5 separate regions of the Mus musculus genome follow, and regions 2, 3, 4 and 5 are each linked to region 1. A link is a loop called in an ENCODE intact Hi-C map of the cell type or tissue named here. Cell type or tissue: heart. All regions are shown on one strand.

Evidence for each region. Peaks named below come from ENCODE experiments on the same cell type or tissue, not always from the same donor. Only the 100,000 strongest peaks of a DNase experiment are listed, where the experiment ranks them.
Region 2: a loop joins it to region 1, with 2.2 times the contacts of the local background. A loop is called at or near these places in 2 of 42 quality-filtered maps.
Region 3: it touches region 1 in a loop (6-fold over the local background); 19 of 42 quality-filtered maps call a loop at or near these places.
Region 4: it touches region 1 in a loop (6-fold over the local background); 19 of 42 quality-filtered maps call a loop at or near these places.
Region 5: a loop joins it to region 1, with 5 times the contacts of the local background. A loop is called at or near these places in 10 of 42 quality-filtered maps.

What each region holds. Positions count from the first base shown.
Region 1 is chr4:145,154,238-145,159,237 of GRCm38, reverse strand. Vps13d (vacuolar protein sorting 13D) reads left to right here. Exons shown (of 70, transcript NM_001276465.1): 19 at 2,456-4,669. Among named protein-coding and RNA genes, the nearest start is that of Vps13d, 38 kb to the left of the region's middle. In heart, no CTCF peak of the experiment used is centred here; a DNase peak (open chromatin) is centred at 3,097.
Region 2 is chr4:145,211,561-145,216,560 of GRCm38, reverse strand. Tnfrsf1b (tumor necrosis factor receptor superfamily, member 1b) reads left to right here. Exons shown (of 10, transcript NM_011610.3): 10 at 461-4,193. The coding sequence ends at 774. Among named protein-coding and RNA genes, the nearest start is that of Vps13d, 19 kb to the right of the region's middle. In heart, a CTCF peak has its summit at 1,988 (motif pointing left); DNase peaks (open chromatin) are centred at 1,010 and 1,970; H3K27ac peaks cover 748 bases.
Region 3 is chr4:145,284,873-145,289,872 of GRCm38, reverse strand. Tnfrsf8 (tumor necrosis factor receptor superfamily, member 8) reads left to right here. Exons shown (of 13, transcript NM_009401.3): 7 at 1,357-1,447; 8 at 1,797-1,894; 9 at 4,449-4,547; 10 at 4,674-4,727. Among named protein-coding and RNA genes, the nearest start is that of Gm36233, 22 kb to the right of the region's middle. In heart, a CTCF peak has its summit at 2,916; a DNase peak (open chromatin) is centred at 2,982.
Region 4 is chr4:145,293,119-145,298,118 of GRCm38, reverse strand. It overlaps Tnfrsf8 (tumor necrosis factor receptor superfamily, member 8), which reads left to right. Exons shown (of 13, transcript NM_009401.3): 4 at 1,126-1,269; 5 at 4,930-5,000. Among named protein-coding and RNA genes, the nearest start is that of Tnfrsf8, 20 kb to the left of the region's middle. In heart, a CTCF peak has its summit at 2,321 (motif pointing right); no DNase peak of the experiment used is centred here.
Region 5 is chr4:144,763,824-144,768,823 of GRCm38, reverse strand. Gm25938 (a small nuclear RNA gene) reads left to right here and starts at 3,032; the gene lies at 3,032-3,197. In heart, a CTCF peak has its summit at 2,919 (motif pointing left); no DNase peak of the experiment used is centred here.

The sequences.
Region 1 (5,000 bases):
GCTCGCTCCGGTCGGCCCTGCTCCCTTGGATCAACTCCGCTCACTCAGTTCTTGCTTGCTTTAGCCCAAAGATTTTTTATTATACATAAGTACAATGTAGCTGACTTTAGATGCACCAGAAGAGGGCATCAGATTTCATTACGGGTGGTTGTGAGCCACCATGTGGTTGCTGGGATTTGAACTCAGGACCTTCGGAAGAGCAGTCAGTGCTCTTACCCCCTGAGCCATGTCATCAGCCCCATTTCTTTTTTTTTAATTAATTTTTTTATTTATTCACTTTATATCTCACTCACTCATTGCCCCCCACTAGTAACCCCTCCCACAGTCCTTCCCCATCCCTCTCCCCTTTTCCTGTTGGGCATCCCCTGGCTATTCCTTTCCCCCCTCCCCCTGCACTTCAAGTCTCTTTGAGGCTAGGTATATCATTTCCCACTGATGCCAGACAAGGCAGCCCAGATAGAACATAACCCACATACAGGCAATAGCTTTTGGGATAGCCCCCATTCAAGTTGTTCAGGACCCACATGAAGACCCACATGCTACATATGTGTGGGGAGGTATAGGTCTAGCCATTTTATTTTCTTTGGTTGGTGGTTCAAATTCTGAGAGCCACAAACATCCAGATTAGTTGACTCTGTTGGCCTTTCTCTGGAGTTCCTATCCCCTTCTGGGCTCTTAATCCTTCCTCCTATTCTTCCATAAGAGTCCCCAAACTTCATCCATTGTTTGGCTGTAGATGTCTGTATCAGTCTGAGTCAGCTGTTGGGCAACATGCTCTTGTCTGCAGGCATAATAAATTATCATTAATGTTGTCAGGAATTGGTGTGTGCAAAGTGATGGGTCTCTAGTTGGGCCAGCTATCAGTTGGCCACTCCCTCAGTCTCGGCTCCATCCCCTGTGCCTGCATTTCTTGTAGACAGGTTACATTTTGGGTTGAAAGATTTGTGGGTGGGTTGGTGTCTCTGTCGCTCTACTGGGGTTGCTGCCTGGCTGAAGGAAGTGGCCTTTTCAGGATCCATATCCCCAATGCTGTGAGTCACAGCTAAGGTCACCACTATTGATTCTGGTTTGCCTCCTTTATCCCAGGTCTCTGTTCCTGGAGATGCCCCCCACCTCCTTCATTCCCTTTGCTGGCAGATTTCCCTTCATTTTCATTGCTATCTAGCTTTCTTTCCCATCCTCCACAGCTGAACCCACCCTCCATCCCCATTCCTCTCCCCATGTCCCCTCCTTCCCATTTACCACCCTCCGTCTGACTCTTATGACTATTTTATTCCTCCTTCTAACCGAGATTCAAGTTTCCTCCCTTGGACCTTCATTCTTGTTTAGTTTTTTGGGTCTGTGTAATGTAGCGTCATACCTGTATTTTATGGCGAATATCCACTAATAAGTGAGTATATACCACGCATATCCTTTCCGAACTAGGTTACCTCACTCTGGATTATATCCTCAAGACTCATCCATTTGCCTGCAAAAATCTTGATATCTTCATTTTTAATAGCTGAATAGTATTCCATAGTGTAGATGTACCACATTTTCTTTATCCATTTTCAGCTAAGGGACATCTTTGTGTTGTTGGTTTTCTTTTTCTACCTTTATGTGCCAGATAAGGATATTGTGTAGAGCAAGAATATTCTAGAAAAGAAACAAAATGAAGGCTACAATAAGTGGAGAAGTGTAAGTTTGAAGAGTGCTGTAAGAGAGTTGTGTCAGCAGCCCTGCCTGTGACAAGGCGTGAGAATGCTGGCAGTGGCTGTGGCCTCAGCATCCTAGTGTGAGCTTGGAGGGATTTTCACCTACGTTTTTACTCTTTGTATTTTGTTTTTCAGTCTCATAGATAAGTTCACACTAGATGAATAGCAATTACACAGTGTTATGTCTGTCGTTTTCATCCACTTATAAACCATTAGCTTAGTGAAGCTTTCCTTTTGTGTTCTTCCTCTTCTTCTTCATCCCCTTCCCTCTTCTTCCTCTTCCTCCTCCTCCTCTTTCATAATAAGAGGCAGGGACTCACAATGTAGGCCTGGCAGGCTTGGAACTTACTATACAGAGTAGGCTGTTCTCAGACTTAGAGTGTTCTGCCTGCCTCTGACTCAGAAGTGCTGAAATATTTCATAATAGAATTCTTAAGATTTTAAATCTATGTCTATGACTTGGTGGAATTTGAGATTCTTTTCAAAAATTGAGATTTTAATGTGAATTGTCTAAGTTTATGTGTACCAAGTCTGTGCAAGAGTCTAAAGAGGCCAAAGAGGGCATCTGGTTTCCTGGAAGTGGAGTTACAGGCAACTTCCATGAATTGCCATGTGGGTGTGCTGGGAGTCAATCCTGGGTCTTCTGCAAGAGCAGAAAGTGCTCCTAAGCACTGAGCTATCTTCCCAGTCCTTAGTTAATAAGGGAGGGAGGGAGCAAGTAGGAGACTTTTAACTTATGATCTTTTCATTTCTCCTTGTAGAAGACTCTAGGAGGAAAAGTGGGGATGGCTCTGCCTCTGAAGAGAATCAGTTCAGTGATGATGAATATAAGACCCCTCTTGCCACACCTCCTAGCACCCCACCTCCAGAGACCAGCAGTAGCAACGGGGAGAAAACACCACCCTTTTCTGGAGTGGAGTTCAGCGAGGAACAGCTCCAGGCTCATCTCATGAGCACACAGATGTATGAGAGGTACTCCTTGACATTCATGGACCTACAGGTTATGGTAGGGCGTGTGAGAGACAACTGGAAACGTGTGCAGGACATCGATGTGGGGCCAACACATGTAGTTGAGAAGTTCAATGTTCACCTACAGTTAGAACGTCGGCTGATTTACACGTCAGACCCCAAGTACCCTGGGGCTGTGCTCTCAGGCAATTTACCAGACTTAAAAATCCACATCAATGAAGATAAAATATCTGCCCTGAAGAACTGCTTTGCTCTCCTCACCACTCCGGAAACAAAGCCCTCTGACACCCAGATCAGAGAGAAGATTTTCCCCCAGGAAGGACCTCGGGGAAGCTTGCAGGATTCAGTAATGAACTTGACCCAGAGTATTGTAATGCTGGAGCAGCACACGAGGGAGGTGCTGGTGGAGTCACAGCTCCTCCTAGCGGAATTCAAGGTAAACTGCATGCAGCTTGGTGTTGAGAGCAGTGGCCGCTACATCTCAGTGCTCAAGGTGTTTGGCACCAACGCTCACTTTGTGAAAAGGCCGTATGATGCTGAGGTCTCCCTGACTGTTCACGGATTGCTTCTGGTGGACACCATGCAGACTTATGGTGCTGATTTTGACCTTTTGATGGCTTCACATAAGAATCTGAGTTTTGATATTCCCACAGGAAGTCTCCGGGATAGCAGGGCACAGTCTCCTGTCTCTGGACCTAATGTGGCCTTCCAAACTGATGTGACCACCCTCAACGACCAATCAGCCACTAGTGTGTCCCTGGAGAAAATTCTCACCAAAGAACAAGAGTCCCTCATTAAGCTGGAGTATCAGTTTGTGAGTTCAGAGTGCCCATCCATGAACTTGGACAGCACTCTGCAGGTCATTTCCCTTCAGGTCAATAATTTGGACATCATCCTAAACCCAGAGACAATTGTGGAGCTCATTGGTTTTCTTCAGAAATCCTTCCCTAAGGAAAAGGATGATGTGAGCCCCCAGCCTCTGATGACTGACCTTGAAAGAAGCATTGTGGAACAGGGCACCATTCAGTCGACTTACGAGCAGAACACGGAGGTCGCCGTGGAGATCCACAGGCTCAACCTCCTGCTGCTTCGGACAGTGGGCATGGCTGACGGGGAGAGGCATGGCAGGAAGATCGCAACGGCCAGCATTGGTGGCACCAAGGTGAACGTGTCGATGGGCAGCTCGTTTGACATGAACGGCTCCCTTGGCTGTTTGCAGCTCATGGATCTGACCCAAGAGAATGTGAAGAGCCAGTATGTCGTCAGCATCGGAAATTCTGTAGGCTATGAGAACATCGTCAGCGACATTGGCTATTTTGAAAGTGTGTTTGTCAGAATGGAAGATGCAGCCTTGACTGAAGCATTGAGTTTCACCTTTGCTGAGAAATCAAAACAGGAATGCTTTCTCAATCTGAAGATGGCATCTTTGCATTATAACCACTCTGCTAAATTCTTGAAGGAGCTGACATTATCTATGGATGAGCTGGAAGAGAATTTCCGCAGTATGTTGAAGAGTGCAGCCACCAAAGTGACCACAGTGTTAGCCACCAAGACTGCCGAGTACAGTGAGATGGTGTCACTCTTTGAAACCCCGAAGAAGACCAGGGAGCCCTTTGTCTTGGAGGAGAATGAAATCTACGGGTTTGGCCTTCCTTCCCCTCGATCGGATACTGTGAAGCTTATCTTGAACATAAACATTGAGTCTCCAGTTGTTTCTATCCCTCGGAGGCCTGGGAGTCCTGAGCTGTTGGTGGGACACTTGGGGCAAATATTCATCCAGAATTTTGTGGCAGGAGATGATGACTCCAGAAGTGACCGCCTGCAGGTGGAAATCAAAGACATTAAACTCTATTCTTTGAATTGCACTCAGCTAGCAGGCAGGGACAATGCTGGGCCTGAAGTCAATCGGACATTTTGCCCTCCTTCCGGGCTGGCCAGTGTTAACAGTCAGGAGGAGGCTCACTTCACACGACACGATTTCTTTGAATCTTTGCATAGAGGCCAAGGTGAGAAGCAGAAACATGTTTTGAGTGTGTGTAAAGGTTCTAAACTCAGCTCCTGTATATGTGTCCCTGAAAACAACACAGTTCCTTCCTTTTAGGGTTATCTCTGGTTAATGTGTGAACAATCATAGTGGTGTTTTTAACAGTTTTGTAGAGGGCTGGCATGGTTTTACTTTCTCTCTTTGGATAAAATAATAATGTACTTTGAGCCGGGTGTGGTGGCGTACACTTTTAATCCCAGCACTCTAGAGGTGGAGGCAGGCAGATCTCTGTGAGTTTGAGGCCAGCCAGGTCTACACTGTGAGTTTTAGGACATCCAGGAGTGTACAGAGAA
Region 2 (5,000 bases), 57 kb before region 1:
TGGTGTCCACCAGTTAGACTTAGTTGGTTGGCCTGAAAAGACCCAGAAATCTCCCTTTCTCTGCCTCCCAAGTACTGAGATTACAAGTGTGTGCCGCCATGCCCAGCCTCCTTACATGGGGTCTCAGGGGTTGAATTTAGGTCCTTAAGCTTGCAAGACAAAGTCCTTACTAACTGAGCCATATCCTCAGCCCAATGTTTTGTTCTTCTTGGAGTACTTTTGTCTGCTTTAGAAAATTGTCTCCGGTCAACAGCAGGGAGCGTTGGGCTGGGCAGCTGGGAAGTGAGCACACAGGCATGTAAGGGTGATGCATCTGCCATCGTAGTAGAGGTGAGCTAGGGTCTTTAGCCTCTTGGCCCTTGGCCTATTGCTCTAACCTGCCCCTGGGACAAGAGGCAAACTGCAAAGACACCCTGTCTCCAAGATCCCCAGACTCACCCTCCCATCCTGTGCTTCACAGATTCTTCCCACGGAAGCCACGGGACCCACGTCAACGTCACCTGCATCGTGAACGTCTGTAGCAGCTCTGACCACAGTTCTCAGTGCTCTTCCCAAGCCAGCGCCACAGTGGGAGACCCAGATGCCAAGCCCTCAGCGTCCCCAAAGGATGAGCAGGTCCCCTTCTCTCAGGAGGAGTGTCCGTCTCAGTCCCCGTGTGAGACTACAGAGACACTGCAGAGCCATGAGAAGCCCTTGCCCCTTGGTGTGCCGGATATGGGCATGAAGCCCAGCCAAGCTGGCTGGTTTGATCAGATTGCAGTCAAAGTGGCCTGACCCCTGACAGGGGTAACACCCTGCAAAGGGACCCCCGAGACCCTGAACCCATGGAACTTCATGACTTTTGCTGGATCCATTTCCCTTAGTGGCTTCCAGAGCCCCAGTTGCAGGTCAAGTGAGGGCTGAGACAGCTAGAGTGGTCAAAAACTGCCATGGTGTTTTATGGGGGCAGTCCCAGGAAGTTGTTGCTCTTCCATGACCCCTCTGGATCTCCTGGGCTCTTGCCTGATTCTTGCTTCTGAGAGGCCCCAGTATTTTTTCCTTCTAAGGAGCTAACATCCTCTTCCATGAATAGCACAGCTCTTCAGCCTGAATGCTGACACTGCAGGGCGGTTCCAGCAAGTAGGAGCAAGTGGTGGCCTGGTAGGGCACAGAGGCCCTTCAGGTTAGTGCTAAACTCTTAGGAAGTACCCTCTCCAAGCCCACCGAAATTCTTTTGATGCAAGAATCAGAGGCCCCATCAGGCAGAGTTGCTCTGTTATAGGATGGTAGGGCTGTAACTCAGTGGTCCAGTGTGCTTTTAGCATGCCCTGGGTTTGATCCTCAGCAACACATGCAAAACGTAAGTAGACAGCAGACAGCAGACAGCACAGCCAGCCCCCTGTGTGGTTTGCAGCCTCTGCCTTTGACTTTTACTCTGGTGGGCACACAGAGGGCTGGAGCTCCTCCTCCTGACCTTCTAATGAGCCCTTCCAAGGCCACGCCTTCCTTCAGGGAATCTCAGGGACTGTAGAGTTCCCAGGCCCCTGCAGCCACCTGTCTCTTCCTACCTCAGCCTGGAGCACTCCCTCTAACTCCCCAACGGCTTGGTACTGTACTTGCTGTGACCCCAAGTGCATGTCCGGGTTAGGCACTGTGAGTTGGAACAGCTGATGACATCGGTTGAAAGGCCCACCCGGAAACAGCTGAAGCCAGCTCTTTTGCCAAAGGATTCATGCCGGTTTTCTAATCAACCTGCTCCCCTAGCATGCCTGGAAGGAAAGGGTTCAGGAGACTCCTCAAGAAGCAAGTTCAGTCTCAGGTGCTTGGATGCCATGCTCACCGATTCCACTGGATATGAACTTGGCAGAGGAGCCTAGTTGTTGCCATGGAGACTTAAAGAGCTCAGCACTCTGGAATCAAGATACTGGACACTTGGGGCCGACTTGTTAAGGCTCTGCAGCATCAGACTGTAGAGGGGAAGGAACACGTCTGCCCCCTGGTGGCCCGTCCTGGGATGACCTCGGGCCTCCTAGGCAACAAAAGAATGAATTGGAAAGGACTGTTCCTGGGTGTGGCCTCAGCTCCTGTGCTTGTGTGGATCCCTAAAGGGTGTGCTAAGGAGCAATTGCACTGTGTGCTGGACAGAATTCCTGCTTATAAATGCTTTTTGTTGTTGTTTTGTACACTGAGCCCTGGCTGAGCCACCCCACCCCACCTCCCATCCCACCTTTACAGCCACTCTTGCAGAGAACCTGGCTGTCTCCCACTTGTAGCCTGTGGATGCTGAGGAAACACCCAGCCAAGTAGACTCCAGGCTTGCCCCTATCTCCTGCTCTGAGTCTGGCCTCCTCATTGTGTTGTGGGAAGGAGACGGGTTCTGTCATCTCGGAAGCCCACACCGTGGATGTGAACAATGGCTGTACTAGCTTAGACCAGCTTAGGGCTCTGCAATCAGAGGAGGGGGAGCAGGGAACAATTTGAGTGCTGACCTATAACACATTCCTAAAGGATGGGCAGTCCAGAATCTCCCTCCTTCAGTGTGTGTGTGTGTGTGTGTGTGTGTGTGTGTGTGTGTGTGTCCATGTTTGCATGTATGTGTGTGCCAGTGTGTGGAGGCCAGAGGTTGGCTTTGGGTGTGTTTGATCACTCTCAGTTACTGAGGCAGGGCTCTCATCTGTACCCAGAGCTTGCACATTTTCTAGTCTAACTTGCTTCAGGGATCTCTGTCTGCCTATGGAGTGCTCAGGTTACAGGCAGGCTGCCATACCTGCCCGACATTTACATGAATACTAGAGATCTGAATTCTGGTCCTCACACTTGTATACCTGCATTTTATCCACTAAGACATCTCTCCAAGGGCTCCCCCTTCCTATTTAATAAGTTAGTTTTGAACTGGCAAGATGGCTCAGTGGGTAAGGCAGTTTGCGGACAAACCTGATGACCTGAGTTGGATCCCTGACCATAAGGTAGAAGAGACCTGATTCCTGCAAGTTGTCCTCTGACCACCACCCCATACATGCTTCTGCATATGTGCACACATCACATTCTTGCACACACACTCACATACCATAAATGTAATAAATTTTTTTAAATAAATTGATTTTATCTTTTAATCATTATTTTTGCTTATCTGTTTGTTCATACATGGAGTTTTGCTGTATACCCAGTCTGGCTGCATCCTCCAGGCACCTTGAACTTGGATATTCTCCTGCCTCAGTTTCGAGAGTGCTGAGTTATAGGCATGTGCAACCGTGTCAGGACCCTTGGCGTTACATTATGTTTTCGAATCTTATTTTTCCATCTAAGACTGACAACCACCTTGCCAAAGGATGACCTTGACTTTTGTATCCTCTTGCCTCTACTTCCCAAGTATTGGGATGACAAGTCTGTCCATCCTATGATTTGTGTGGTGCTGGGGCTTGAACCCAGGGGCCTCGTGAATGCTAGGCAAACGCAATCAGCTGCCCAACCCCGAACTTCACTTTTCACCTGTGATTTCTTAACATGGTTCCTGAGCAGACAGCATGATCCTGTTGCCTTGAGGAGCTCTGCTCGTTGCTTTGACAATGCTCTATTTACTAAAGAATACTTATAGAGTTCAAGACTCCAAAGCAGCAGTTCCCAACCTGTGGGTATGACCTCTTGGGTATCCCATATCAGATATTTACATTAAACTTATAACAGAAGCAAAATTACAGTTATGGGGTAGCAACAAAATAATTTTTTTTTGAGGCAGGGTTTATCTGTGTAGCTCACTTTGTACAGACTAGGCTGGCCTTGAACTTAAAGATCTGCCTGCCTCTGCCTTCTGAATGCTGGGATTAAATGTGTGTGCCAACATGCCCAGTGCAGTGAAATAATTTTATTGTTGGGTCACCAAAACATGAGAAAGAGTATTAAAAGGTCATAGCGTTAGGAAGGTTGAGAACCACTGCCCCAAAAGATAGTAGAAATAGGTAATAGCATTTTAAAAAAAGATTAATTTCTTTTTCCGTGTGTGTGTGTGTGTGTGTGTGTGTGTGTGTGTGTGTGTGTGTGTGTGTGTGTGAAGGGTGCTGAATTCCCTAAATCTGGGATTACAGACAATTGTGCCAAATGGGTATTGGGAACCAAAGTTGGGTTTTCTGAAAGAGCAGCAAGTGCCCTTAACTGCTGAGCCCTCTCTCTAGCTATAATAAACTTTTTTTTAAAAAAATTAAAAAAATTTAGCACTCTGCCAGGTGTGGTAAACGTCTTCAATCCCAGCACTTAGAAAGCAGAGGCAGCTGGATCTCGGTGGTTTAGAGGCCAGACTTGTCTCACAGTGAGTTCCAGGCCAGCCAAGACTACATAGTGAGTCCCTGACTTCAAATACATATAGCATTCTTGAGGCCAGAGAGCAGGCTTGGAGGATAAAGGGCCTTTCTGTTGAGGTTGGCAGCCTTTGTTTGGTCTCATGTCCCACATGATGGAAGGACAGAGCTGACTGACCTTCACTCATACACTCAACACACATACATAATAAACATAATTAATTTATTTAAAAAAAATATGTAGTATCCTTGGCTCAAACTGGAGCTCTTTTGGTAAAGTGTTTGTCTAGCATGCCCAAGGCAGTGGGTTCAATCCCCACCACTGCATTTACTGGGTAGCCTGTAATTCCAGCACTAGGAGGCAGAGGCAAAACAATCGAAAGTCAGTCATCCTTGGTTACAGGCCAGTTCAGAGACAGCTCGGGGTACCTGAGAACTTGCCTCTGAAAGGAGGAGGAGGAAGAGAGAAGGAGAAAAGAAGAAGAAGAAGAAGAAGAAAAAGACAACACTAACATTGGTTTTGTTGTTGTTGTTCTGTTTGGTCTTTTTTTTTGTTTTGGTTTTGTTTTGGTTTTTTGAGACAGGGTTTCTCTGTGTAGCCGTGGCTGTCCTGGAGCTCACTCCGTAGACCAGGCTGGCCTCAGACTCAGAAATCCTCCTGCCTCTGCCCGCTAAGTGCTGGGATTAAAGGCATGTGCCACCACTGCCCGGCTAGCATTGTTCTTTTGA
Region 3 (5,000 bases), 130 kb before region 1:
TTCCACAATGTGGGTCCCAGGATCCAACTAAGGTCATCACCTTAGTCACCTAAGGTCTTTCCTGCTGAGCCATCTTGCTGCCCTTTAAGCTTCTTCTAAATAAAAAGCAGAAGCTGCTTTTGGAACCCTGCCGCAGACCCTCTTGGGTCCCTTGTCTGTGTAGAATGGGTTTCTAGTTGCAGATGGGCAAGGAGTCAGAGAATGACAGACAGACGCAACGCAAGAGGTTGTGTAGAATCTGAATGTAATTTTTCAAATTGAGCATCAAACTATTTATACAGAAGAAAATAGGGAAGTTAGGTGACACATCGGCAAGGTACAAATGAGGTTACCGGATGCTTAATGACTCTTACACAAAACAGAGGAATGTAAACAAAAGGACTGGCAGGAACTGGGCAATAAAACAACTGAGACAAAGTCAGCTCTATCTAAAGTCAACTCTATCTAAGGTCATAGTCTTAGAAGCCAGGTGTGAGGTCTTTACACTCCTAGGGCAAGGGCTTTCACACCCAAGTTATGGTTCTAATTAGGGAGTTCCGCTCTAGCTAACCTTCTCATGAATAATGCAATACTCTAAAACAACAGCCTGATCTACTTCCTAAACCATTGTAAATTCCTGTATATGGGAGCGACTTGGATTTTATCCTAAGTGATAGTGTGAGGGGACTTTCTACTAATAAGTAATGTAGTCTGCCATATATAACTATAATAAGAATTCTAAACTTACATTGCTAAGCTTGCCCTGAGATTTCTAACTCTATGTAGTAGATAGTAAAGCCTGATTTCTTTCACTATCTCTCTTACAATACTAGAGGCAATTCTGAATGTCACTGAATAGGCAACATTCTTACTGAATTCCTACTGAATTCCAAGTTTGTCATCTTCAAGAATTTTCTGGGACGTTGGAACACTGGCGAAGGCTTAGCTATGTCAGAATTCAATCTTAAAAGGCACTTATAATAAAATAATACTAAAAGAGAGCACGTGGATCCATACACCAGACTAACACGGGGATAGGGTATCAGTATACGGGTTATGAGAGTAACCGTTGCCAGAGTTCCAGGAGGTGAGTTTCCGTGAAACTCTTTGCCTCGTGAGTGCTTCCAGGCCTCTCAGCCTGCCAAGCAGACTTCACTGGAGCGTGCATAGCAGAACCCATGGTACCATAGCCTCTCCAGTTTGATGCTTTAAAGCACAACCCTCATGGCCTTTGTCACTTGTAGCCAGGAATTGTGTGTTATGGAAGACTCCCACTCACTACTTTCCACTACCTCCCAACTGCCTCCCACTGTTCCCCACTGCAGACTGGATATTCAAACTCTCTGCACTGATTCTAATATGTCATCATACCTATAGGTAATGCAGAGAAGAATATGACCTTGGAGCTTCCATCTCCAGGGACACTCCCTGACATCAGCACCTCAGAAAACAGCAAGGAGCCTGCAAGGTGACTCCTAGTCCCCCCACCCCATGGGAAGGGCAGAATGGCCCTTTGTATGCTCAGGCAGTGTCCAGGAAAGTAAGGGCTAGACATGCAGGGGCATCAGACCTTGAGGCCTTTGGGGAGGTTGGGGAGGAACATGGCTGTGTGTCTGTCTCAGTGATTACAGGATTGTAAAGCCAGAGGGTCTAGAGCTTAATCAATACCTCACAATGCCTGTAAAGACTGTGTTGATCTTTTGGGTACCCAGGCTTCATCTTTACCCTCTGTAGAGAAGAAACATCCTTCATTAGACACACCCTTTTTACATGGCAACTGTGACCATCACCCTTGTCCTTGGTTTCCTTTGGTATAGTACCGCCTCCACCCTAAGCCTTGTGGTAGATGCCTGGACCAGCAGCAGGATGCAGCCCACCTCTCCATTGTCCACGGGAACACCATTTCTGGATCCAGGTAATGATCATTCACTGTCCAAAGCAAGGGGCAGCAGGACTTCCTTTCAGGGCTTTGGCCTCGGGTGGATTGAGAAATAAAGACCAAGCCCAACTTTCTGGCTTCTAGAACTGACCCTGTGGCTCTGCCGTTTCCTAATATTATCTCATTCTTGGGACAGAACTTTTCTTTTTTCATGACTTCATTCTGATGGCCTATAATTGCTACCCAAAATTCAGTTTTGAGGCTGGGGGTGTGGCTCTGTTGGCTGAATTTTCACCTAGAATACCCAGCACCTCTGGGTCTGATCCCTACCAGGGTATCCACGGGGCTTCGTAGTGTATGTCTATAATCTCACGGCTGAGAGGTAGATATAGGAAAAGTTCAGGGTTGGATCAATGAAGTGGCTCATTTGCCATCTGCCCTGCCCAAGGAAGCAAGCCCAATGAACTCAGTTTGATCCTGAGAAACCATGTAGAGGCGGAAGGACAAAACAAAAGGCTCTAGGCATGGCAGATGCTTGGTCTACATGTCAGGTTCAAGGTCAGTCAGGGCTACATAGTGAGACCCTGTCTCATGGTTGTTAAAGGTCACATTCTGCTATATAACAAGTTGAAGGCCACCCTGGGCTATATGAGACCCTATTTGAAAAGAACTCTCACTTGGGGTAGTGGTACATGCCTTTAATTCTAGAATTTGGGAGGCAGAAGCAGGTGGATCTCTGTGAGTTCAGGGCTAGCCTAGCCTACAGAGTGAACTCTAGGACAGCCAGGACTACACAGAGAAACTCTGTCTTGAAAATCCAAAAAGGGGGGAAAAATAGAAAGGAGAAAGAAATTGAATAAGTTACTAAAAGTCTAGGAAGCTTAATTCCCTTCATCCTCAGTTTCCTTGGATATAAAATGGATAGCAAATCAGCCCCCAGGATTATCAGCCTATAGCACAAGTATGGTCTTCACATTACCAGAGCAGGATCAAGACAGTTGCTGCTCCTGCTAATGAGGTAACACCAGGCAGTTTTAGGACTAGCAGTACTAGTTTTGGACACACGGTGGCAATAGTTCTCAAGTTAACAGTTCTCAGCATGCCATAGAAAACTCTTTGAGGGCTGTGGCTATGGCTTAGTTGGCAAAGTGCTTGCCTAGCACACCAAAGAGCCTTGGTTCCATTCCCAGGCCCACATAAACCGGTGTGGTAATACATGCCTATAATCTGAGCACAGAGGAGGTGGAGGTAGGTAATCCTGAGAACACAGTCATCATTGGCTACACAGCAAGTTTGAAGCTACCCTGAATTACTGTCCCAATAATAACAAACAAAACAAACATACTTGAGCAATAACACCCAAGGCATGTACCCAAATAACAATTAAACAATTAAAATAATCAGTGTAGGCTGTGTAAGGGTGGGTCGAGTAAATGCATGGGCTAGGCAAGGTTTAGTATACATTGAGTTTAGTATACATGAAGTTTAGTATGCATTAGGTTTAGTATGCATTAGGTTCTGTGTTTGATTCATGTTACGCTGTGTGCATGTGCCAGTGTGTGTGCAAAGAATATGAAAGCTGAAGTTACCTGGCCTGAGTGGTGACTCTAGGGGTGACTGGACAAGATTTAGTCTTCCTCCTTTGGCTCTAAAATATATCCATTCATTCCTATGTATATGATGTTAGTGCCCCAATGCCATGTTTCGTGTCTGAAAGTTAGAGGGCAGTTTCTGCGGGCTTCTTTCCTTCCACTTTTCTGTGGGTTCTGGACATTGAACTCAGGTCATCAGGCTTGCAGTAAGTACTTTACCCACTAACCATCCCACTGGCCCTTTTTGTTTTAATGGCTGAAAATGCTTTGTGCAGAGCTGACCTTGTGTCTGCCCTCGGGAGCTGATGGTCTCAGTTTCCCTAACCAGCCTTCACTCTCCCCATCTCAACTAGCTACAGCACTCCAACTTCTAGAGTTTTGTTTTGTTGTTGTCGTTTTGTCTGTTGTTGTTGTTGTTTTATATGAAGTCTCACTATGTAGCCCTGACTAGCCTGGATCTAGGTATGTAGATCAGGCTAACTGGTTTACCTCCATCTCCCTAGTGATGAGATTACAGTCATGTAACACTATACCCAACCCATTCTAATTCTTTTATTTTTTCTTCTTCAAATATGAGTACACTGTAGCTGTCTTTAGACACACACCAGAGGTGTGCATCAGATCTTATTACAGATGGTTGTGAGCCACCGTATGGTTGCTGAGAATTGAACCACTGAGCCATGCCATCTCTCCAGCCACCACTCCCCCCCCCCGCCCCATTCTGATTCTTGATGTCTCGATTTCTCATCCTCTCTGGTTTCTTTTTCTTACTTTCTGAGCTGCCATATAGCTTCCTGGAGCCAGGTTGGGGTGGCAAGGTAAGGGCTGAATCAGATGGTCCCAGATTCGGGAAGGTTCAGGGCTGCTCATCTCAGTGGGACCCATGTCCCAGGAAAAGTAGGAAGTGGGCTGCACCTAGGACTGTCCTGTGTAGTCCAGGGAAGGGCCCTGGCTCCTAGCTGTGCACAGAGTACAGGATGGATGACACTGTGTTTCAGGGCCCGTGCTCTTCTGGGTGGCCATGGTGGTGCTACTGGTTGGCTCCGGCTCCTTTCTCCTGTGTTACTGGAAGGCCTGTAGGAGGCGGTTCCAGCAGAGTAAGTGCATGTGTCTTGGGGTCCTGGGGAAGGTGGCTGCATTAATCTGGCCTGGCCTGGGTACTGCTCTGTCTTTCCTTTTCCTACCTGCTCACACCCTAAGCCCCAAGCCTGCTGTTTTTGCAGAGTTTCACCTGGACTACCTAGTGCAGACCTTCCAGCCCAAGATGGAGCAGACAGGTGAGTATCAGGCCATGCAAAGGGCTATCTGGGCCAGAATGGATAGGTGCATGACCAGTGTAAGGCCTGGGGCCTAGACCAACTCATACAAAAACAAAAAACAAAACCAAAAAAAACAAAAAAACAAAAAAAAAAACCATTGTCCAGCAAGGGGTGTTTTGAGTTGGAGAAGTTTCATAAGTACATGCTCGTACCTCCTAAGCGCTCCCCAAGCAAGGGGTTTTTTGTGTTTTGATGGTTTCAAGCTTGTTTCCATGAGCTGTTGGGCAGGGT
Region 4 (5,000 bases), 140 kb before region 1:
CTGTCTCCATGTCCTGGGTACTGGGATCACAGGTGTGCACTGCAATGCCTAGTTTATGCAATGCTGAGGATAGTACTCAGGACTTTGATCATGCAAGGCAAGCAATACTCTTAGCTACTGAGCCATCTCTCCAAACCCCACCCCCATCTTTTTAAGCATGGGTTCTGGAGATGAAGCTCAAGTCCTATGCTTTCACAGAAAGTGGTTTATCCCACAGCCATCTCCCTCAGAGGAGACCATTTAGTAGTCAGACTCCAATACAGAAGATGAGCTAGTGTGGCTATGTATTGCTGAGTTCCTGCCTCATCGTGATTCAGCTGGGATGCCCATCATATGGGATTTGACCATAGACGGTGTATCTGTGCCCAGAACATACAGTGCACTTCCTAAAACTCCTCATGCTTCTATAGTTTATCTTTCCATCCTCCTCACCGTGGCAACCACTGATGGCTCTCCTGCCTGTACAGTTAAAACATCAGTCTTGCTGGAGGTCCATGAAAATCACAGTGTAATGCCTTTTCAGAATGGCCTGTCACACAGTTACGTGTACTTCAGTTCTTTCCATATCCTGGGACATCATATATATGCATGGAGTGTGTGTGTCTGTGTGTCTGTGTTTGTGTGTGTCAGTGTCGGCTGATGTCAGGAGTCTTCCTCAGTCATTCTCCAACTTCCTATTTGAGACGGAGACTCTCTCAGAACCTGGAGCTCACTGATTCAGCTACATTGGCTGGCTAGCCAGCCCTAGGAGTCTTCCCATTTCTGTAGCAGTCATATAGGGTCCTCTCAGTTCAGTTTTTTACATGGGCCCTAGAGATATAAACTCAGGACTTTCTGCTCTAAGAACAACTGCTTTTACCCACTAAGCCGTCTCCCTAGCCCCACATTTATTTGTTTGTAATCTATGTAGTAGTAGCAGACATATGGGCTGGAAGTGAAGGTTACCCTCACGCTGCCCCTTTCATGCACATCAGGAGAACTGAGGAGAGGCACAGAGTGACAGCCAACTGGTCTGACAGAGGGTCATGTGGCATCTTACCTTCATCCTGGATTGTCCCTGTGTACACTGGACCCCCACCCTTGGCTCCCCTCTTTCCCTTCCATGACCCTCTCTGTGTCCCTCAGGCCTTGTGGAGAAGGCTCCGTGTTCCGGGAACTCTCCTCGAATCTGTGAGTGTCAGCCTGGCATGCACTGCTGCACACCAGCAGTCAATTCCTGCGCCCGCTGCAAACTCCACTGTTCTGGAGAGGAGGTTGTCAAGTCTCCAGGTGAGTGTCCCACAGCTCCCACAGCTCCCACAGCTCCCACAGCTCCCACAGCTCCTTAGTAGCTACTGTTGTGCCCGCCACAGGCCTCCTAACCTTCCCACCACTGTAGGATAAACAGGTCGAAGCTTCTCTCCCCATGCTGTGATGTGTGCAGCATCCGTTCGGGGTTTCTGCTGCTCACTGCTCACATCTGCGTCCTGTCAGAGGTACTCTACTGGCAGAGGCCCACGCCTGGTTAAAGGAGGCTGTGGGCACATTTGAAGCTTGGGGTCAGGGATGATTCTCCGGTGGTCCACAAGTAAGTAGGAAGCCTCAAGTCTCTACCCTGGGAGTTATCTGACAAATTAGAGCTACCTTCCCTGCGTCAGAATAGGACATTTTATTGGAGAGAGGAGTACTGAGACATTAGGCAACAGATTAAAGGCAGAGAAATTACTTTGCTTTGTTTTTTTCCCCCAGTTTGCCTCGTGACATCAGGCCTTACCATCTCCCGTTTCTAATTTTTTGACAATACAAGGGAGGAGGAGTTCATGGTCAGAGGAAGAGATAAGAATCATGGAACTTCACTGGTTGCCATTAGAAGTGGTGTTTTGGAGGCTAGGCTGATTCCATAGTGAGACTCTGTTCTCAAAAAAGGAGGTGGTGGTGTGCTTTCTAGAAGGGAGACATGGAGGTGGGGGTGCAAAAAGGACAGTACAATCACATAAACTCCTGGTGGGGCAAACCGATGGTGAGGGGTGAAAATTGCAAACCCTTTTCTCTAACCGGTGTCCTTGGCTTTTCTGGCTCCTAGCTTCATGGGCATTTTCCAAGTTCCTGAATCACAGAATGCTCTCTGTACTGTGGGACCCTGTCTGCAATCAGAAACGTAGCTGAGGGCTGGGCTATATTGAAGATTTTTACCTGTGGATGGGGCCAGTTCCTCTAACTCTTTCTCCTTGCTCATATGATGAGGAGATGTTACTTAAAGGCCTCCGTGTTTGTCTGTCAGACAGATTCTCAACCTTCCAGCTAGCATGGCTAGGCTGTCTGGGCAGAGTTCCCAAGACTGCCACATGGGGGCAACAGAGGCCTGTCTCTGAAGTCCTGCCATTGCCATGTGTAAAAAAAAAAAAATGCTTAAAATGTGGCAGGTCTAAGTTAAGATGTTCTGTCTATAATGCTCAGTAAGTTTCAAAGACCTACCATGTAAGCGAGAATACAATGTATCTTTTTATATTTATATTGGTTACCAACTGACATAGATCATTATGTTGTTAGATTATTTCTTTCTGAGACCCGCTCTCATTTTGTAGCCCAGGATGTCTTGTAAGTCACTATGCGGCAAGACTGGCTTCAAAACCACAGTAATCCCCCTGTCTCATCCTCCCAAGTGTGGGTATTAAATGTGTGAGCTGTGTGTGCATGTGTGTATGCATGCATGGACACACGAGTGTGTGTGTGTGTTGGGGACTGAACTCAAGGCCATTCATGTCATACAAGGACTATACCAATAAGCAATACTCCTAGCACAAAGACATCATTAAAATTATTTATTTCTTTATTTATCTTTTGAGACAGAGTCATTCTGTTGCCCAGGTTGGATTTGAACTTCTGATCTTGCTTCCTCAGACTCCTGACTGCTGGGATTACAGGCATGTGCCACTACACCCAGATTCATTTTTATTTTTCGATTTATTTATTTTATGTATATGGGTGTTTTACCTGCACGTATGTCTGTGTACCACATGCATGCCTAGTGCCCACAGAGGCAAGAAGAGGTTATCGGATTTCTTAGAATTGGAATTATAGAAGGTTGTGAGCTGGGGATTGAATCCCATCCTCTGAAAAAGTATCCAGTGATCTTAACTACTAAGACCACATCCCTCCTTTTATTGAGACAGGGTCTCATTATGTAGCTGTTGGCTGACCTGGAACTCACTAAGTAGACCAGGCTGACCTGAAACTCACAGAACTGTTCACTTCTCAAGTCCTGGGCTTAAAGGTGTGCGGTACTGGCATAGTGACACAGCACATTCTGTCAGTGGCCCTGCCACAGTCACCTGACCTTGTTCATCTCTGGAGCCCCTGTGGACTCTCCCAGAAGGCAGCTCTGGGAGATGTAGGATTTCCGGTTGTGAAAGGGGAGAGTAACTTCTGTTTCAGCATAGCTCACAGATAGCCAAACACTCAAGGCTATTATGGACTTTCTTCGCAAGCATCGCGTGTGTGCAGAGCAGATTCCATCAGCTCCTTTCTGTGGGTAGGGAGTTTGACACCCAGAGATGGCAGATGAGCAGCCCAAGAACGTAGAGCCAGGATTGGGTGCTCAGCTGAGCTGCGTCAACTTCATCGCACTGCTGACCTTGCTGTGTTCACCTCCACTGAAGTAGTTGGGGCATCTTCCAACTCATGTGGGTCACTCCCTCCCTCGGAGATGAGATTGGCGTTGGGGTGTGAGAAAGTACAGTACAGGCAGTAAGGTTGAGCGCTTACTGTTTATTACCTAGTATGACAGACTTGTTTTCATGTGGTTGTTTATATAAACAGCAGCCTAATGAAGACTGTTATGATCTCTTGACTGCCTGGCTTAGTAAGAATGTGGTAGAGATGGAGGGCAAACCCAGGAGTATCTGATGGTGGGTGTGTGTCTGTGTGTGTGTGTGTGTGTGTGTGTGTGTCTGTTTGTGTCTGTGTGTGTGTGTGTGTGTATATGTGTATGTGTGTCTGTGTGTGTGTGTGTGTGTGCACCTGTGTGTGTCAGTGTGTATTTATTTGTGTATGTTTGTGCTTGTGTCTGTGTGTGTATGTGTTGTGTGTGTCTGTGTGTGTCTGTGTGTGTGTCTGTGTGTGTCTGTGTGTGTGTGCCTGTGTGTGTCAGTGTGTATTTATTTGTGTATGTTTGTGCTTGTGTCTGTGTGTGTGTCTGTGTGTGTGTCTCTGTCTGTGTGTGTCTGTGTCTGTGTGTGTGTCAGTGTGTATTTATTTGTGTATGTTTGTGCTTGTGTCTGTGTGTATCTCTCTATGTGTCTCTATGTGTATGTGTCTCTGTGTATGTTTATGTGTGTGTGTATCTGTGTCTATGTGTGCCTGTGTGTCTTTCTGTGTGTATATGTCTCTTGTGTGTGTGTCTGTGTATGTATTTGAGTATGTCTTTGCGTGTATCTCTATATGTATCTGTGTGTGTCTCTTTGTGTGTGTGTGTGTATCTGTGTCTATTTGTGCCTGTCTTGTGTGTCTGTGTGTGTCTCTCTCTGTGGGTGTGTCTGTGTGTTTCTGTGTGTGTGTCTATGTGTATGCATCTCTGTGTGTGTTACTGTGTATGTCTCTCTCTGTGTCTCTGTATATATGTATCTCTATATATGTATCTCTGGGGGGCACAAATATAATTATGTGTCTGTCTGTCTCTGTCTGTGTGTCTGTGTGTCTGTCTGTCTGTCTGTGTTTCTGTAGCTGAGTGTGAACATCTGTGAGCGTCACTGACCAAGCCAAGTGAAGGGATAGATCCTCCTCACTCCAGAGTGAACAGATACTGGGAAAGCCAGAATCTCTGTCTCGGGGTAGCCATTGTGTCCTCCTAGTACCTTGTCCATGATTCTACATGTGGTGTTGACACTTCTGCTCCTGGGGACTCTGAGTTTCTCAGTGCCTGTTCTGAAGACATTGCTGTCTCTTTTATAGGCACAGCAAAGAAGGACACTATCTGTGAGCTGCCTTCCTCGGGATCTGGTCCCAATTGCTCCAATCCGGGT
Region 5 (5,000 bases), 390 kb after region 1:
TGACCTACTTCTACTCACCAGCTTGCATTTCCTAAAGACTCTACATCCACAAAATTGGGCCAAAGTCTGGGCAAGAATCATTCAAATCACGAGTCTGTGTTGGATATTCTGCATTTAAACCACAGCATTCTTGGTCACACAATGCAAAAATATTTATTAATGTAACTTTGAGAGTCCTCAAAATTCTTAAGTCCTTAAAGTATTCAAAAGTCTCTGACTTCAGACTTTACTGAGATTCAAGGCAATCTCTTAGACATGAGTCACTATAAAATAAAGAAAAACTGTTTTATCTTTTCAATAGATGATGGTGTGTAGTGATCGATCACATTCTAATATTTGGTAGTACAGATAGTTAGGGTATAGTGGACCAAAGTAAAGCTGAAACTCTTCAAGGTTTCAGTATGAAACCCTACACTTCCTGGTCTGTTGTTGGAGCACATTATGCCCTAATGTGAGCCTCAATTGACTTGGAGAGCCCTGCTTCCACAATACTGACAATTGTAATCCGTCTCTTGAGATGGCCAGTCTTAGTCCTCACCTCTCTTTGGTAGATGTTTAAAGTTTCTGTCATTGCCAATATTCTGGGCTTTTCATTACAACTTAGTCTTTACTCTAAATGTCCATTGAAAAACTGTGTAGATGCTGTCACTCTGCCACACACTGTCTGACCTCCGAGGTTTTTCTACAGACACTTCATGTACGCCTCCAATGACTTATAAATACTTCATTCTTCCTGAATCTTATAAACAGCACCATGTAGATGCTGTCAGCTCAAGAAGTAGTTGTGCCTCCTGAAATCAAAACTGAAGCAGCTTGGATGTGTCTGGGAAGTTGAGCAAAGAATAGTACTTCTCTAATAGTTTCAAGCCATTCACACATTTGTTCATCTGTTGTAAACGATAGGCTTAACAATATGCTTTCAGATCCTGGATCCTTTAGTGGTAGGATTCTTGCTGTTAGCACATTTTTTTTTTTATTGTTCCAGGGTAGAACATATAGATTCTCTTTCATGGTACTCATCTCCTTAATAATGAAAGATTCTTTGTCAATATTTGGGTTGTTTGTTATAAAAAACCTTTTCTTTGTCAAAATGTATGTTTTTCAAGTCACTTTACTTTCAGTCTTCACTGCAAACCTGGCTAAAAGCTATGAGCAATTTCTCTGTTAACAGCCTGAGTCACTCTGTTAATACTCTGCTGCTCTGCATTAGCATAGGCTTTGCATGCTGCACCGCTTGATGACTTTCACCAGATTGGATTGGTGAAGAAATGAACAGACACACAGACACAGAAAAGCTGCAGGTGAGTGGTCTCAGCTTTCTGATGGAGAAGCTATAGCACTCCAGAAGCTAGCATGTTTATTATATATAGTCGATCAGAGGTATAGGCTATTGCATGTAACCCGACAAGGATTCAGGTTTAGCTAATGTAGATAGAAGCAATCTCTGCAGTGGAACAGTCAGACTTTAGGCAAGAGTATCTAAAGAGGAAAGCTATGGTAGGTAGTTTCTGCACATATTATCAACATTTACATTTGGACTAGAGGAATGCTTTGTCATCCCAATGAGACTCACCAAGGAGGAAGAGCTTTGCCACTTTCATGGTTTGGGGCATTGGTCCTTGACATGGCCAAGCCCATTCACTCAGAGCTTCACTCATTCCATATAATCTACCAAAGTAACCAAGTCATTGCTTTTAAATTCTGTCTCACTCAGATTTTTTTCTTAGGATCTTATCAGAATGTAGAATTTTTTTTTGCAAGATTCTAATGTACATGGCCTCTGGTCCACTTCCCAATCATACCCTGTTCTCACTTGAAGCCCCATTGTCACGCTCCTGTTGATATTTGGGGTAGTATATCACCCATTATGTGAATAGTTGTTCGGCAGTTAGTGGGGCTATTTAGGGAGTTTACAAGGGGGTGTTGCAGCCTCACAGGAATGAATTACATCACTAGGGGTAGACCTTGACATTTTCAAGTGTAATCACACCATTTATAGTCTTCCTTCATTTTCTTCCCTCCAACCCCTCTCATTCAGCTCCTTGCATGTCCCTCCTCCTAATATGACTTGAATTATTGGCCTCATTTTCTATGAGCATCCTTGTTACGTTTCATGTATCTATACCTGCTGAGTTAGTTTACTGTTGCTTGTATATACATGATTTCAGGACTGACCACTGGTAGAGTACAAATAATTAGGGCCTTGTTCCTAAACTAGACTATCTCTCTCTCTCTCTCTCTCTCTCTCTCTCTCTCTCTCTCTCTCTCTCTCTCTCTCTCTCTCTCTCTCTCTCTCTCTCTCTCTCTCTCTCTCTCTCTCTCTCTCTCTCTCTCTCTCTCTCTCTCTCTCTCTTACTAGTCCTTACTTGTCTGTAGTTCTTTGTCTAGGGGATGAGTCCCCCTAAAGTATCTTCCTCTATTAGCCAGCTTCTTGGTGCTGTCATTATACAGGTGTTGCTCAGGAAAAGATTTGTCTTATTTGTAATTATGTGTGTGAATGAGTGTCTAAGTAGGGATCTGTGCCTGTGAGTGCAGGTGCCTGTAGAGGTATAGGATCCCTTAGAGCTGTGTTTATAGGCATTGTGAGCCAGTTGACATAGGTACTAACAACTGAACATGGGTCCTATCCAAGAGAAACATCTGTTCTTTACCCCATATCTTCTTTCCAGCCCTGAGAAGTAAAAATACCCAAATGGTAGTGGGCACTTCATAAAAGGACCTGATACTGAATCACACTTGAATGTATGTGTTTCTAGTGTTTTCAGGAGAACCCAAGATGTGGCAAGAAAATTCATAGCTAAAACATGCATCTATTTCTCTGAAGACAGGCTTCAGTGTCCCTGTCATATATTCATCTTTCCTACACTCTCCGTGGCTTTCTCGTTCTCTGTAGAATGATGCCACCTTGTGGCCTGTGTCTCTTGTGCTAACAGCATCACTGTACTTCTTTCAGTAGAGCAGCTCAGCTTCTGTTGAATTTTGTTAGATTTCTCTGGCTTCTGGAATTCATTTTTACAAATAAACTGGCTTACAAATTACCTAAGAGGGAAGACATCATGACCATGAGTAAAGTGCCCTACCCAGGGTGAGGCTTATCCACTGCACTCTGGGTATGCACACCCCTGGTATTTCCCTAAAAGTGGGAAACTATACTGTATAATTTTGTTAATGGAGAAATGAATTCCCACTTTCTCCTTAGTAAAACTAAAACAAATGCATTGGCTTAAAACAACACATGATTTCCCTTGCGTTCAGGATTTGAGGATGGAGTTAAATGGCTGGTTTTCTTCTAAAGACTCATGTGGAGAATTCGATGTCTTGTGTATAGTTAGTTCTTTTGTATAGATAAAAGCAACAGAAATAAGAGCCTGACAGAAAAACTATCTAGTCCCATTTATCCTTGGTGGCTTATAGCAGTTTTCTGTTTTTTTTAAAGAGATATATGCAGTGAAGGGACTATGTCTGTAGAGTTTGCTCTTGACTGGGTTGACTGGGGAAGTACTGCAAAGTTGGTCAGCCAACTAATTCGTGAACATGGAATGTCTTTCTTCTTGTAGTACCTTCTTATACTCCACCTGTCTTTTTTCTTTGCTCTATCACTATTAAGCATAGCCTCTTTCGTGGATTTTAGGAGGGCCAACACCCTGAGAGAGGCAGCCTGTCCCAAGCACATTTAAATAATATATTTAAACATATATTATTTTTATCGTATATTATATACTAACCACAGTTTACCCCCCTTCCTCTCCTCCACATGCCTTCCCTCCCCTGCCCCTCCACCAGATCTACTCTTCCTATGTTTCCCTTCAGAAAAAGAGAGGACTTCCAGGGATACCACCTAAACATGGCATATCAAGTTACAACAAGACTAGGCACATCCCTTCATGGTTAGGCTGGATGAGGCAATCCACTAGGAGGAAAATGGTCCCAGAAACAGGTAAAAGAGTGCAAGGGGCCAGACAGTGGTGGCACATGCCTTTAATCCCAGCACTTGGGATGCAGAGGCAGGCAGATTTCTGAATTTGAGGCCATCTAGGTCTACAGAGTGAGTTTCAGGACAGCCAGGGCTATACAGGGAAACCTTGTCTAAAAAAACCAAAAAAAAAAAAGCCCCAAAACAACCAAAACCAAAAAAACCTCAAACCCCCAAATCAAACCAAACCAACCAACCAACCAACCAAACATACAAACAAAAAACCAAAAAGAGTGCAAGGAACCATCCCTGGCTGAGGGCAAGGGTTGGAACCAATAGATTCAAGAGAAGCTAAAGAAGACTCAGACACAGGACACCATTCAGCTTTGTTCCATGTGAGACAGGACAGAAAGGAAGCACATTTATATATGGCTTGACTTATTCTGACAACCTGTGTCTCTTATAGGCTTTATTTATATATAAAGTTATTTTCTCAGAAACTTTATTTATTGACTGCACAGCTTTTCAAAATACACTTTATGTCTTCCTTGATTACAAAAGAATATTGAAAGAGCATTTCATGTAAGCATTTCTCTTTGAGTCCTGAGCATCTCTCACCTCCCAGGTCTCTGGTGCATTCTGGAGGGTTCCCCCAACCTTCTATATCCTGAGGTTGCCTCTTTCCAGCAGCTGAAAGAATCAGATGCAGATATTTGCACCCAACCAATAGACAGAAGCAGTTGACCCGTTGTTGAATTAGGGAAAGCTGAAAGAAGCTGAGGAGAAGAGTGATCCTACACTAGGACCAGCAGTCTCAATTAATGCTTTCTTTCTGCTGGCCTTCAGGGCTTCAGTCATTTTCCCTCACCAAATACCAGATCAGGTTCCACCCTCACTTCCTCCCACTCTCTTTCCCTCTCAGGCCCCTCCCTCCCTTCCTTCTTGTGATTGCTTTCTTCTGTCTCTCAAGTGGTCTGAGGCATCCTTACTGGGCACTTCAGCTTGTTTAGCTTTTTGAGTTCTGTGGACTGTATCTTGGGTATTCTGTACTTTTTCTTTTTGGTTAATATCCACTTATTGCCTGACA